Regions from separate parts of the Homo sapiens genome. Here region 2 is linked to region 1. A link is a contact called in ENCODE Hi-C data. All regions are on one chromosome and are shown on one strand. The core of a region is the stretch at or near the end of the contact, and the rest is flanking DNA. Distances in the headings are between cores, read along the strand shown.

Region 1 (5,286 bases), core at 2,478-4,977:
TAGACGCCATCCAGGAGGGTGTCCATTTTTTCGTCTCACCAGTATTTGAGAGTACCTTCAGCAACACTGATAATTACTACTTTTTAGAGTATCACCAATCCCTTAATCTAATTTTGAAAAAATACACAACATATTGGACTGTGGCCTTTGAAAGTCTTAATGAGCAATAATTCATTACATTTTCCTATGCCTTAGACCCTGCTGTATGAGACCTTGCCCAAAATCCATCTCCCTTTGAGATCAGAGTAGGAGCTGTTCTGCATCCCTGGGAGTTGTGTGTGAATGTAGACCCAGTCTTGTAAAGGGATTAGAGACATAACCATCAGCATCACACAGTGTGAATATAACATAGGGCTTATCAGGGAAAAACTTAGCAGCAGAGAAGGAGTAGCATGCATGAAGTCCCCTGAATTGTCTTATTCCCTAGCTCAGGCCTGGCACAGGAGGTCTGTATACACCTTTCCATTAAAGAGGGGTCTGTGCCCATATGCTCTACATACTTATAGTATAGGTATGTGTGTGGCGGGGGGCATACACGTTATAAGTAATCAAAACTCCCTGGTCAGAGAAATGATCCTGTTAGGAAGAAGGATCCTTGGAGCCCAGTGGCTGTTGTCAATATTTTCTTTCACTTAGCAAACTCAAACCTGTGGAGCCAAATCTCTGTTGTATTGCCATGAAGGGAGGAAAAGAGCCTCCCAGGCTATCCAGATTTGTCTCTTGATCAATTCTGATCTCTTAGTGCACCTGCTGTGATGTCTCCCATGGCTTTTGTTTGACTCACAGGGGTCTGTGCAGTAAATGGGCTCCTGTATGTGGTTGGAGGGGATGATGGATCCTGCAACTTGGCTTCGGTGGAGTACTACAATCCTGTCACTGACAAATGGACGCTGCTTCCAACGAACATGAGCACGGGGCGGAGCTATGCAGGTCAGTGTGTGCCATCTCCATGCCCATCCGAGAGGCCTCCAACACACTGGGGGAATGAGGGTTGGGTGGGCCAGTGGGATGAGGGGATGTGAGCTTGCTTAACTTGGGCCTGAGTGCCTCCTCCAGGGATGACAGGTAATTGTTACATGGCCACCACTCCTTCATTCTGCACTCATGACAGATATTGATAATTAGCACTTATTAACCCCTGCCCCTGCCCGAACCCTGTGAACCTGAAGATAGCCTCAGAATTTATAACATTCATTCCATCGAACCACTTCCAACTGAACTGAGTTGTCACAAGTGATTTTAGAATTTCATTGCCATTCCTGGTTTACTTTGTGCCAGGCTCCTAGATGGCATAAGATGCGATTGTTGTTGTCCAGGGTCGAATTGGACAACTGGGAAGACAAGATGATGCATATACAAGTTCTAAATGACATACGCTAGACAGGTTTTAGCACATGAAAGACTGGTGAGAACTGGCAAAGCCAGGGAACCCTTCCTGGAGGAGATAGGCTCAATTAAACTTTGAGGGTGGATCACAATCACACAAATAGCTGTCCTTTACTGCGTGGCTGGCCCCGTGCCATGGGGCAGTGTGTTAGGAACAGAGTGTGCATTTGTTCTCATCTTTTCAACAACCCTTGGGCTGAATGGGACTCTATCCGTCTATTTTATGGATGATATAACAGGTTTGGAGAGTTTAAGTAACTTGCTGAAGGCCACACAGCTAATAAATGGCAAAGTCAGAGTTCAAACCCAGAGTTCTAAGTCCATGCCCTTTGTGCTACCCCAGCTCAGGGTAAGCCTTAGAGTAAGGCACCAGGCGGGTGTGGAAGCTTCTTGGGGAGTGTGTGTGAGGGGTTTGGTGAGTAGCAGGGGCAGGGGTGGCATCAGAGTTGGTACTACTAAGGTTGGGTCCATGGGGAGATGAGCAAATATATATCCATGGTGTAGTTCAGTTCCTTGTATCTGGTTTTCCAGAACCTGGAATAGAGATAACATTATTGATCCAGCATGCACAGAACATACCAGGCATTATCCAAAGTATTTTATAGTCATTATCTCTTTTAATCCATACCACGACTCCAGGAATATTCTTCCGATTCCCATTTTGCATTATAAAGGTCAGTCATTCCATCTTGTTTGACTGCAGAGGAAGATTGTGCTGTGCAAATTTGAAGGAGTTTGCAGCACATTCTTTCAACATAAGACTTCTGTTGTAATGAACTTTAACTTTTTTCTTCCTTTAGAGTTTTTTTCACCTTGTAATACTTTTCTTGGCTAAGTATAAAACATTTTAGAAGAAGTTTGGTCCTGGAGTAATTCTGTTCTGGGATGAGTGAGACAAGTGAGGAATCTTCCCTTGACTCCATGTGTGCCTTAATGAGAGGGGAAGAGTTAAGTGTGGGTGGTTAGAATTTCATATATATGCTGAATATTTCATGTCCCTTTCTTCATTGTCTGCCCTCTCCAGAAGTAGGTAGGAAGGAGACAAGCAAACCTGCAATTTTATGTTCAAACCCACTTACTGAGTCTATTATCTTAAAGTCTAAGGAAATGCTCCAAAATACAAAGATTTATGGACAAATTTATTGGGGCCTTACTTGTAATAGCAAAAAACTGAGAATTACTTAATGTCTGACATGAGGGAAATAGCTAATAATCTATGGGATATTTATATAGTTTATGGATTTTTAATGTTATGAGAAAACATTTGTAATAGCCTGTTAGGTTAAAAAAGGATGCAAAGTTGTATGAACCTTGTGAACTCACGCATATAGTCCTGTATTGGTGGTAGTGGGAGTGGGGGTTGAATAGCTGCTGCTTCTTCTACAGATGGATATTGGAGTCAGATATGAATTTGAATCCCAGCTCTGCCACTAGCCCTGGGTCTCCGGGCCAGGTATTCTATCATACTGAACCCCTGTTGTCTTATTTGTAAAATGGGAATAAAATTAGACTAAGCCTTTTAGGGTGCTGTGAGAATGAAATGCAGTAATACTTGTGAAGAGCTAAGCACAATGCCTGCCTGGCATTAGACACCATGCAGTAAATGATTGTGATTATTGTTAGATGCTAGAAAGTATTCCAAAAAGACAGTGGTGGTTTTCTTTGTGTGAAGGGATTAAAGATTTTTTCTTTGTGTTCTGCATTTTCCAGATTTCCCATAATGAGAATATATTACTTTTATTATTAAGATAAAGGTTATATGAAAAAGCAACACAGGAGCCTGCTTTCAAGAAAAAAAAGCTACCTTCTGAAAGAGATGTCTGAGATTCAAGTAAGATGCTGTCAAGACCAGGCACCTGGACTCAGGTTCTGCCTGCCTTGAAGCTTCTGTGTCTGCACCTTTAGCCAGGAATAAACAGGAAATAGATGTCTTAGCAGAATATCTCCAGTGGGGTATCCTGGCTTGATTTTAGCCATGTTCTCTCAATCTCATCTTCAATCAGAACATTTCATAGTTGTGGGACTATGTTAAAATAAGGCTGCAGTAATATCCTGCCTGTAAACACCTGTAAGTTAGGATTTCATTTAGCAACAGGCACCAGAAACCCTGACAGATACTTTCCTAAATAAGGAAGTGAGTGTATTTGTCTCAAGTAGAAAGAAATCCAAGGTTGGCCTGGGGGCTCAGACTGACAGAACCAGGTTTCTCTTCTCTTTTCTATTCTGCCAGCTTTATCAAGGGCTGCTGCCTCCCCTTGGCCTTGCGTGAGCATTCCAGTCACAACAAGAACAAAGCCAGCGTTGCAACACTGGCACACTTGCCTTTACAGTCTTAGTGGCCAGCACTGGGTCACGTGGCACATCTAGCTGCCAGGCAGTCTGGGAACCTGAGCTTGCAACTTGCTGGTGGCTGTAGTCGAGGATAGCAAGTAGGAAGGATGTTGACGGAATCAACCTGTAATATCTGCCATGTAGCCTCAGTCCCTTACAGTGAGATTTTGGGTCATGCGTGGATTTATAGTTAGGTGCTGAGCATGGTTCACTCGGACTAAAACAGTAACATAGCATACATGTCTGGAGCATTTATCAAAGTCGAGATTGTCACACTGGCAGGGTCTCTTAGATGACATTTGTGTGGGAACTGAGCCTAAAGAGGTCAAAGAACTTGCCAAAGGCCATAGTGCAGGTTGACTGGTGGCAGAGCTAGGAATGGAATTCAGTCTTTCTTGCTCCCATGAAGGCAGCCTGCTGTACTTTCCGCTTCATTCCAGTGTCTTCTAAAAGTAGAGATGAATCACCCATTGCTTCTCTTACAGTGATTCAAATTTAGAACTGCATAGCTGCCCCTGGGCGCTGAGCATTGTTGGGCTGGGTGCTAGGGCTGGGGATGGGAGTCACCACAGTGAGTCCATGTGATGACACAGGGTGAGGCCACTAGTCAGTGGTGTTTGAGGGACTGTGCTCGTAGGTTCAAGTGTCTTGCCAGGACTTGGCTGTTGGAGTGGGGAACAGCCAGCTGCTAGCAGCCTGAGTCCACTTCAATATTAGGATAAAAATTGCACACATTTCCCTTGGCTGTGACTCAGGATATCTTGGATTCATGAACTCACTGGGACTCTGAGTAATTTTGGAGAAGCTAAGATGATAACTTTCTCCCCCTTTCTTATTAGGTGTTGCCGTGATTCACAAGTCCTTGTGACCCAAACTCCTACTGCCAGGAGGTGGAGGAAGGAGCAGGTGCTGCCTGTGACTCTGAACAGCAGGACCTTGGTGACTGGATTCAACTTGCTTGGGAGGGTCTGTGCTGCTGTGAGAACCGCTCTCCTCTGACTTGGCAGACTGGTGTTGTTCATCGCAGTGTGGACACCATTACCCACCCCCGTTCCCCTGAGGTGCTCTGGCCTATGCCCTGAGCAAGGGGGGTCTTGACATCCCCAGGCAGCACCTTTGGGCTTTGTTTTGGTGTTTCTACAGGGACAATACAGACCCTGGAGTGTGTGTGTGTGTGTGTGTGTGTGTAGACCATGGTGTTTCTCTATGTTTCTCTAAGTTGGGGGGTGAGCGTGTGTGACAGTCTACTGGATTTCTTTACTACTGATCCTTTCGCTGTGTTAAAAATCAAGTCACAGAGACCTCTCTTCTGGATTTGTCCCATGGGGACCCTGAGACTACTAAAGCTGCTTTCTTCTGAAGGTCCAGTTGGACAGTCTGGGAATGTCCAGAAATAACCAGTGAGAGGGGCAGTTCTCTGGCCACACCCACTTATGTACTTTAACTACTGTGACTTTGTCTGCAGAAGAGCTGGAAAATTCTCGAAGCTGCACCGTGTCCTCTGTGTGCTAGAATAAGGGACAAATGGGTTCCCTGTGCTTCTCAGCTCACTGTTTTTCCTTGAGTTCT
Region 2 (6,039 bases), core at 1,417-3,916, 720 kb before region 1:
TGTTTCTAACTGGAATACCAGCACCACTTAGAAAACAGCTGCTCAAGTGAGAGAGAGGGATGCCCAAATGATTATTTCCATCAAGATCAGCCCAGTATTTTATCTTCCAGTCAGAAGTGAAAAGAGGTACCCTTCTCCTAAACTACAGAAATAGTAATAAGAGAACAAGGAAGAACAGTGGTTGTAGGCAAGACTTTCTGCTTTAGACCTGAGTACATAGGATTTTATGTCCTCCCACAGCCTAAACATCTGATATATTATTGTTTTCCAATAGATACAGTGTTTGTTTTCTTATCAAATGGGAAGATAAAGAAATGGTCAGGGTAATTCCAATACATTTCAACTCTACAGACGTCGTAAACAACAACTCCATGACTGTTCAACTAAGTTTTTAGCCTCATCTGATGCAAAGTCCATGGATACAGTTAACCAAGATTCTTTCTCGTGGTCAACTTCTGATAGAAGCAAACTAACTGTATCAGATAACAGGCTTCAAGCCCACACAATTACCTGAGGGGCCTTGCTCAAGGGAAAAGGGGAGGTTAAGCCAGTGTCTTGATTTTGTTCTATCTATTCCCGGAAATGAGCAGCAAGCTGACAGCTTACCAGAGAATGTGTGTAGCATTAGCTAGTCAAGAGAACAAATCATCAAGAAATCTAATTATTAATCCAATTTGCTAAGAGTTTTGACAAATCATTTAATACTCCTTGGCCTCAGTTTACCCATATGTAAAGTGGGCAGAATAATCTTAACCTGTCACAGGAACAATATAACATATTAAAATGTACAAAATGTACCATCTGACCTATAAAAATCAGGAGTCCACACAGACTACCATTTCTCGTTCCCGTTTGTGAATCTTCAAGGCCTCAGAATGTCAGAAGTAATGAAATCAATAAGATGAAGAAGGCAATAGGGTCCATCTCTCTGGCTGAATACCATCCTCCCTCACCTGCACACTAAGAAAAGCCCAAGAGGGCTCTTCCTTCTGTGACCTTGGGGGCAGATCACTCTACAAAAAAGAGGAATTATCTCTACCCCACTCACACCTTAGAAGGAGGGCACAAGGAAGAGCAAAGAGATAAACCTGGATGTACCTGGAGTTCTCTGGAAGAAAGGTGCAAGAGAAGTCAATCATCATTACAGTTAACTATCATTTTCATGCATAATTATTACCACCCTGAACAAAATTCTAGCTTCCGGGGAGCTCTCTTCAGCTGCTTCCCCTATATTCTTACGGGAGAAGCTAAAGCTTATATCACTTCTGCTCTTGGTTTCTTAACTCTGCTGCCCTCAAAGATCAACCAGAGAGGGAACCTAAGTGCAGGATTTTACCCTAGAGACCCCAGGCCTCAGGCTAACCAGCTATGAGGAGCAGGGAATGAAGCAAACTCTCCAGCTTTTCATGAGGCATTTGGACAAACAGCAAACTCCCAGCCACCTCTAGGATCAAGTCAAGACAGTGAATTTGTGTTTTTCTGCATTTTAATTGTTGGGATGTGGCCACACACAGTGGTAATTGGAACAATGCAACTACCACCACGCAACTGATACTCTCAGCCTGAGTTTCCTAAAACAGGCCAGGCTGCGAGGGGGAACAGAACGGAAGCCATAAGGAATCAAACCAGGACACAAAAGAAGGCAAACCAGCTCCGCGAGGGGCCTCCTCTTTCTCAAGCAGGCATTGAAAAAAGTGTAAGAAGCCCTCTCTTGCCGCCTTCCTTCCCCTTCCATTTTGTGTATCTGAAGGGTAGAGACAGCCCTGAATATTCACTAAACAAGTTAAAACTTCTCAGTTTAACAACTGGCACGGGGCTCAGCCCTTCACAGAGCAGCAGGCCGCTAGGCCCTCTCAGCAACCCCACCAGACCTAACTCTCAGTCCAGGCTTTCCCTCCACCAGCAGCCCCCAAAAATAAAGATCAGACCCCCACCCCATCTCCTATTGGATGGCAGTAACCCCTGACACTCCTGTTTCAGGGATGCTGAGGTTGTGCTGTACCAAGACAAGGTAGGATCAGGTCAGGCCAACAGGGAGGAGAGTCACAAACCCTTTGGGGACCTTCCCCTCAGGTCCCAGCCCCACACCTCCTGGGGAGACTGAAGAAAAACATGAGGAAGGCAGGGAGCTGCATGAACAGGTAGGTGGAGATCTGCCTGCTCTTCTTCCATATGGTTCTGGTGGGGAAAGGGGTGACAAGTGGGGAACACCCCTCCCCCCACCCCCATGAAGAAGCAAAAGGCTAGGCCCCTCCAATCTTCAACCTCTCCCTCTGTTGCCCTGCCTGTCCCCGCGGGGTGGGGCATGGGGCGTCCGCTGGTCCCCGGGGCGGGGGGGGGGGTGCGCCAGGGCTCGCTCAGGGGGGCTGTCGTTCGCCTCTTCCCACTAGGTTCCATCATCTGGCCGCGGGAAGCGAACTCAGGACGCAGGGGATGGGGAGGGTCTGGGACTTAGCACTCCGCCACCCCCTCCCCCACCGGGTCCCGTGCTCTCCCCGCAGAGGCGGCCAGCGAGGCCCGGCCGCGCGGGCGGTCGGGCTGGGGGAGGGGAAAGAGGGAAGGAGGGAGGGACGGTTGAGGTGCCCGCCCCGAGGCCCCAGCGCCACCTGCCCTCCACCACCTACCGCGGTTCCTCCAGCTCCCAGGGCCGCGGCCGGAGCAGCTCTGAGCGCTCGGTTCGCCCCACGGTGCCCTTAAAAGGCGCTGGCGCGAACCAACGAGTCCCTGAGGAGAGTAGGGGGACAGCTCCGGCTCGCAGAATCCCCCCAAGCCACCCATGGAGGGCGCAGCTCCGTGTCGTGTCTCTCTCAAAGTGTCTCTCGGACAGCGCTGTTGGGAACGAGCCTGGCGCTTTGATTTAGGGATGGGGGTGGTTTCCTCACTAACGAGTCACCCCCTCCAAAATATCGCAGAAAGTGGACGGCCCCAGTTGGAGGCACATCTTGAAACCCGCGGGGGAGGCCATGTCGGAAGAAGGTAAACAAAGGCATCGCCCCTGCCCTCCCTCCCTCCAACGGCCCAACTGCAGCCTCCCACTCGGTTCGGGCCGCGTCACGCAATTAGCCACAGTGCCCCTCACCTGCTCTGCTGCCCCGCCCTCCACGACCACCTCTTCGAAGGAATCCCCCTTCCCCCAGCAAAGGACCCGTCCGCGGCGTGAAGGCTGCTGGGAAGTGTGGTCCAAGCGCGGATTAGGGCCTGCTCGGAGTCCCAGGAGCCCCTCTTGCAGCTGCCGGATCGGCCTGAACCTTAAAAACCCAGGACTTATAATGGTTGCGGGGACGTTTCCACTTGGTTCTGTAATTTGCCCTCACCCAGAACACTTTGTAAAGCTCAGGATAGCCCAGGGCTGTTCACTCCCTCTCTTCTCTCTCCGCCCCCTCCCCCCCAGCAGGATGAGGTAATGGGATTGTGATTATGACATCATAGGCGGTTCAGTTGCTTGCGTTTGCCTGGGGGGAGGTGCGGGGAGGTGGGGAGAAGTGCGGTGGTTAGACTTTCCTTAAACAGAAAGGGAAGGAGGAAACAGGCAGATGGGGAAAAGATGTTGACGGCGCTATATTTCCACTTCAGGAAGACAAAACCACCTTTTATTAAGTCTCCACCACTACCACCACCTCCCACATGAGCCAAAATTTAAGTCTTTTTTAAAGAGATTGAATGTAGACGTTAGTGTGTGAAGAGGTTGGGTTGATGGTTTCTGGCTCTTATGTAAATTCGAGTCTCAGCTAGCATCACAGATGGTTTAGGGAGACAAGCAAAAAAGTGGATAAAGGAGAGGCTTTAAACAATGCGTTCGTGTTGTGATCTCTTTGTAATACAAAGTTTTCTATTTCTTTTTTTTAATTGATTGGAAAGTAGCAGTAATGCAAGTAATCTTCACTATTACACTTAGCAGCAAGTCCTCTGAAAGACATCTGTTTTCTGTAAATATTTTGTGCCTTACTCAAGACTGGGACAGGTAAATAGCTGTGATCAGCTGGAAAGTAGAGCCAGTGGCGGGGGTCGTCCTCACTGAGCCAGGGAGGGGAGGAGGCAGGAGCCACCAAGTCTACAAACTGAAAAAGAGTAGAGGAAAAATGAGGTACAGTACTAACTGAGAAAATAGGGGTGGAAAGATTTACCTTGCACTGCTTATTTCCCCTTGGCAAAAGGAGCAGAGTTAGGGGCCATGAAGTAGGGGACACATGGTTTCCAATAATTGCTCTTATGTACCAGACACCATGCTACATTTTTTTTTTTTTGTAAAAACAGGGTCTTGCTGTTGCTCAGGCTGGAGTGCACTGAGGCGATCACAGCTCACTGCAGCCTTGAACTTCTGGGCTCAAGCAATCCTTTCCATCTCAGCCTCCTGAATAGCTAGAACTACAGGGGTGTGCCACCATGCCCAGCATATTTATTTCTATTTTTGTAGAGAGAGGCGTCTTGCTATGTTGCCCAGGGTAGTCTCAAACTCCTGGCCTCAAACAATCTTCCCATCTTGGCCTCACAAAGTGCTGGGATTGGCGTGGTGTCTCACACCTGTAATCCTAGCACTTTGGGAGGCTGAGGCAGACGGATCACCTGAGGTCAGGAGTTCGAGACCAGCCTGGCAACAAAGTGAAACCCCGTCTCTACTAAAAAATACAAAAATTAGCTGGGCATTGTGGCGCCCATCTGTAATCCCAGCTACTCGGGAGGCTGAGGCAGGAGAATCGCTTGAACCGGGGAGGCAGAGATTGCAGTGAGCCGAGATTGTGCCACTGCACTCCAGCCTGGGCAACAGAATGAGACTCTGTCTCAAAAAAAAAAAAAAACAAATGAACAAAAAACGAAGTGCTGGGATTCCAGGTGTGAACCACCACACTTGACCTACATACTTTGATATATATTCTCATTTTTTCTTACAATCATCAAATGAAACAAAACCTTCTCTTTGACAAATGAAACAGCCCAAGAAGTTAAGTGACTGCCCACATGGTAGGCAAAGGTACTCTCAAAAAGCAGTCTAAAAGCCCTTGCTTTTCACCACTAAGCTGTTCACCTTTTTATTATTAATTAAATTAATAATTTAATTATTATGAATTAAATGGTTGAGTTAAAAGTAGGCATTGGCTCATTTGCAAAACATTGAAAGAAACTGAGACCCAAAACAAAACAAAAAAAACAAAACAAAAAAAAAAACCCTGCAAGTCAAGTTTCAGGCCTCATTTCAAAGGAAGGTTACATCCCCTTTCGTCATCTATAAAATGGCCTCCCAGTGCAGCCCAACACTCCTACCCATAATTAAATCTCCTTATTCCACTTTTAGTTCCCAAGGATTTTTTACTCATGTCCTGCTCTTTCCCTGCTGCCCCCTTTTTAGTCTTTTGTTCTTGAGCCACTGCTTTGAACTGCATCTTAATTATGCCCTCATGGGCCAAACCCCATCTGTGACCCTGCTCCAGTGGGTTTCAGCAAAGGATACTCTCCATCCATATTCTGAGGGCTCCAGGGCCTGGAGCCAGTCATCCAGGAGGTCATCCAAAGGAGTGGAATCCATTGGTTCTAAGACTCTTCATTCCCTGCCTAGGAAGGAACAGCCGAGTTGGAGGAACATGCACTCGATTCAGACCTTCCCTTTTCACCCAGTGAAAGCTAAACCTCTGCAAAGTGGGGAGAAGTAGGGCTAAGCCTACCAGTCATAAAAAGAACCAGGAATAGAAAACACACCCCTCAGCCCCTCTGCCCTGCAGAGGCTGGCTGGGAGGATCCCAGGAATGCAGGGCTCTTCTCCACTGCCTGATCTGGGCATCCCAGGAGTGATGGCTGTACCTCCTGTTCTTGTTTGGTGTTTCAGGGTGAAGCCCGGGCTGTCACTGTGCCCTGGCAACAACATGTATGAGTCAGACTGAGGTCAAGGTGAAGGAACACAGCTCACTGCTTATCACAGTGAATCAGGAGCCTAGATAGGGATTCCCCAAGGATGACATAGGATCAATGCCCTCAATCCAACAGAAAAAGTAAATCTTCAAATCAGATTAAACACCAAACTTCCCACCTCCCTAATATTCTTTCTTC

The links. Hi-C counts contacts between places; a loop is a spot of excess contacts on that map. Pooled maps may share reads with other maps.
Region 2: a map of gastrocnemius medialis shows a loop between it and region 1 (4-fold over the local background). The contact joins the promoter of FAM53C here to the enhancer-like site in region 1. A Hi-C loop is called at or near these places in 2 of 168 maps with a recorded cell type or tissue (ascending aorta and gastrocnemius medialis) and 1 of 50 pooled maps.

The regions. Positions count from the first base shown.
Region 1 is chr5:137,621,397-137,626,682 of GRCh38, reverse strand. It overlaps KLHL3 (kelch like family member 3), which reads left to right. Exons shown (of 15, transcript NM_017415.3): 14 at 787-930; 15 at 4,557-5,286. The coding sequence ends at 4,585. Among named protein-coding and RNA genes, the nearest start is that of MIR874, 24 kb to the left of the region's middle. RefSeq lists an enhancer at 3,715-3,764. Within about 2 kb of position 3,727, at least 17 of the 41 ENCODE cell types and tissues checked have a DNase peak (open chromatin) inside an H3K27ac peak, as active enhancers do; they include ascending aorta and gastrocnemius medialis, where a contact is called at or near this core.
Region 2 is chr5:138,334,893-138,340,931 of GRCh38, reverse strand. FAM53C (family with sequence similarity 53 member C) reads right to left here and starts at 2,666. Exons shown (of 5, transcript NM_016605.3): 1 at 2,625-2,666. LOC100128966 (a long non-coding RNA gene) reads right to left here. Exons shown (of 4, transcript NR_146628.1): 3 at 5,447-5,547; 4 at 3,786-4,058. It also overlaps a transcript of CDC25C not described here. RefSeq lists silencers at 2,217-2,306, 2,357-2,706 and enhancers at 2,787-3,266, 3,437-3,516.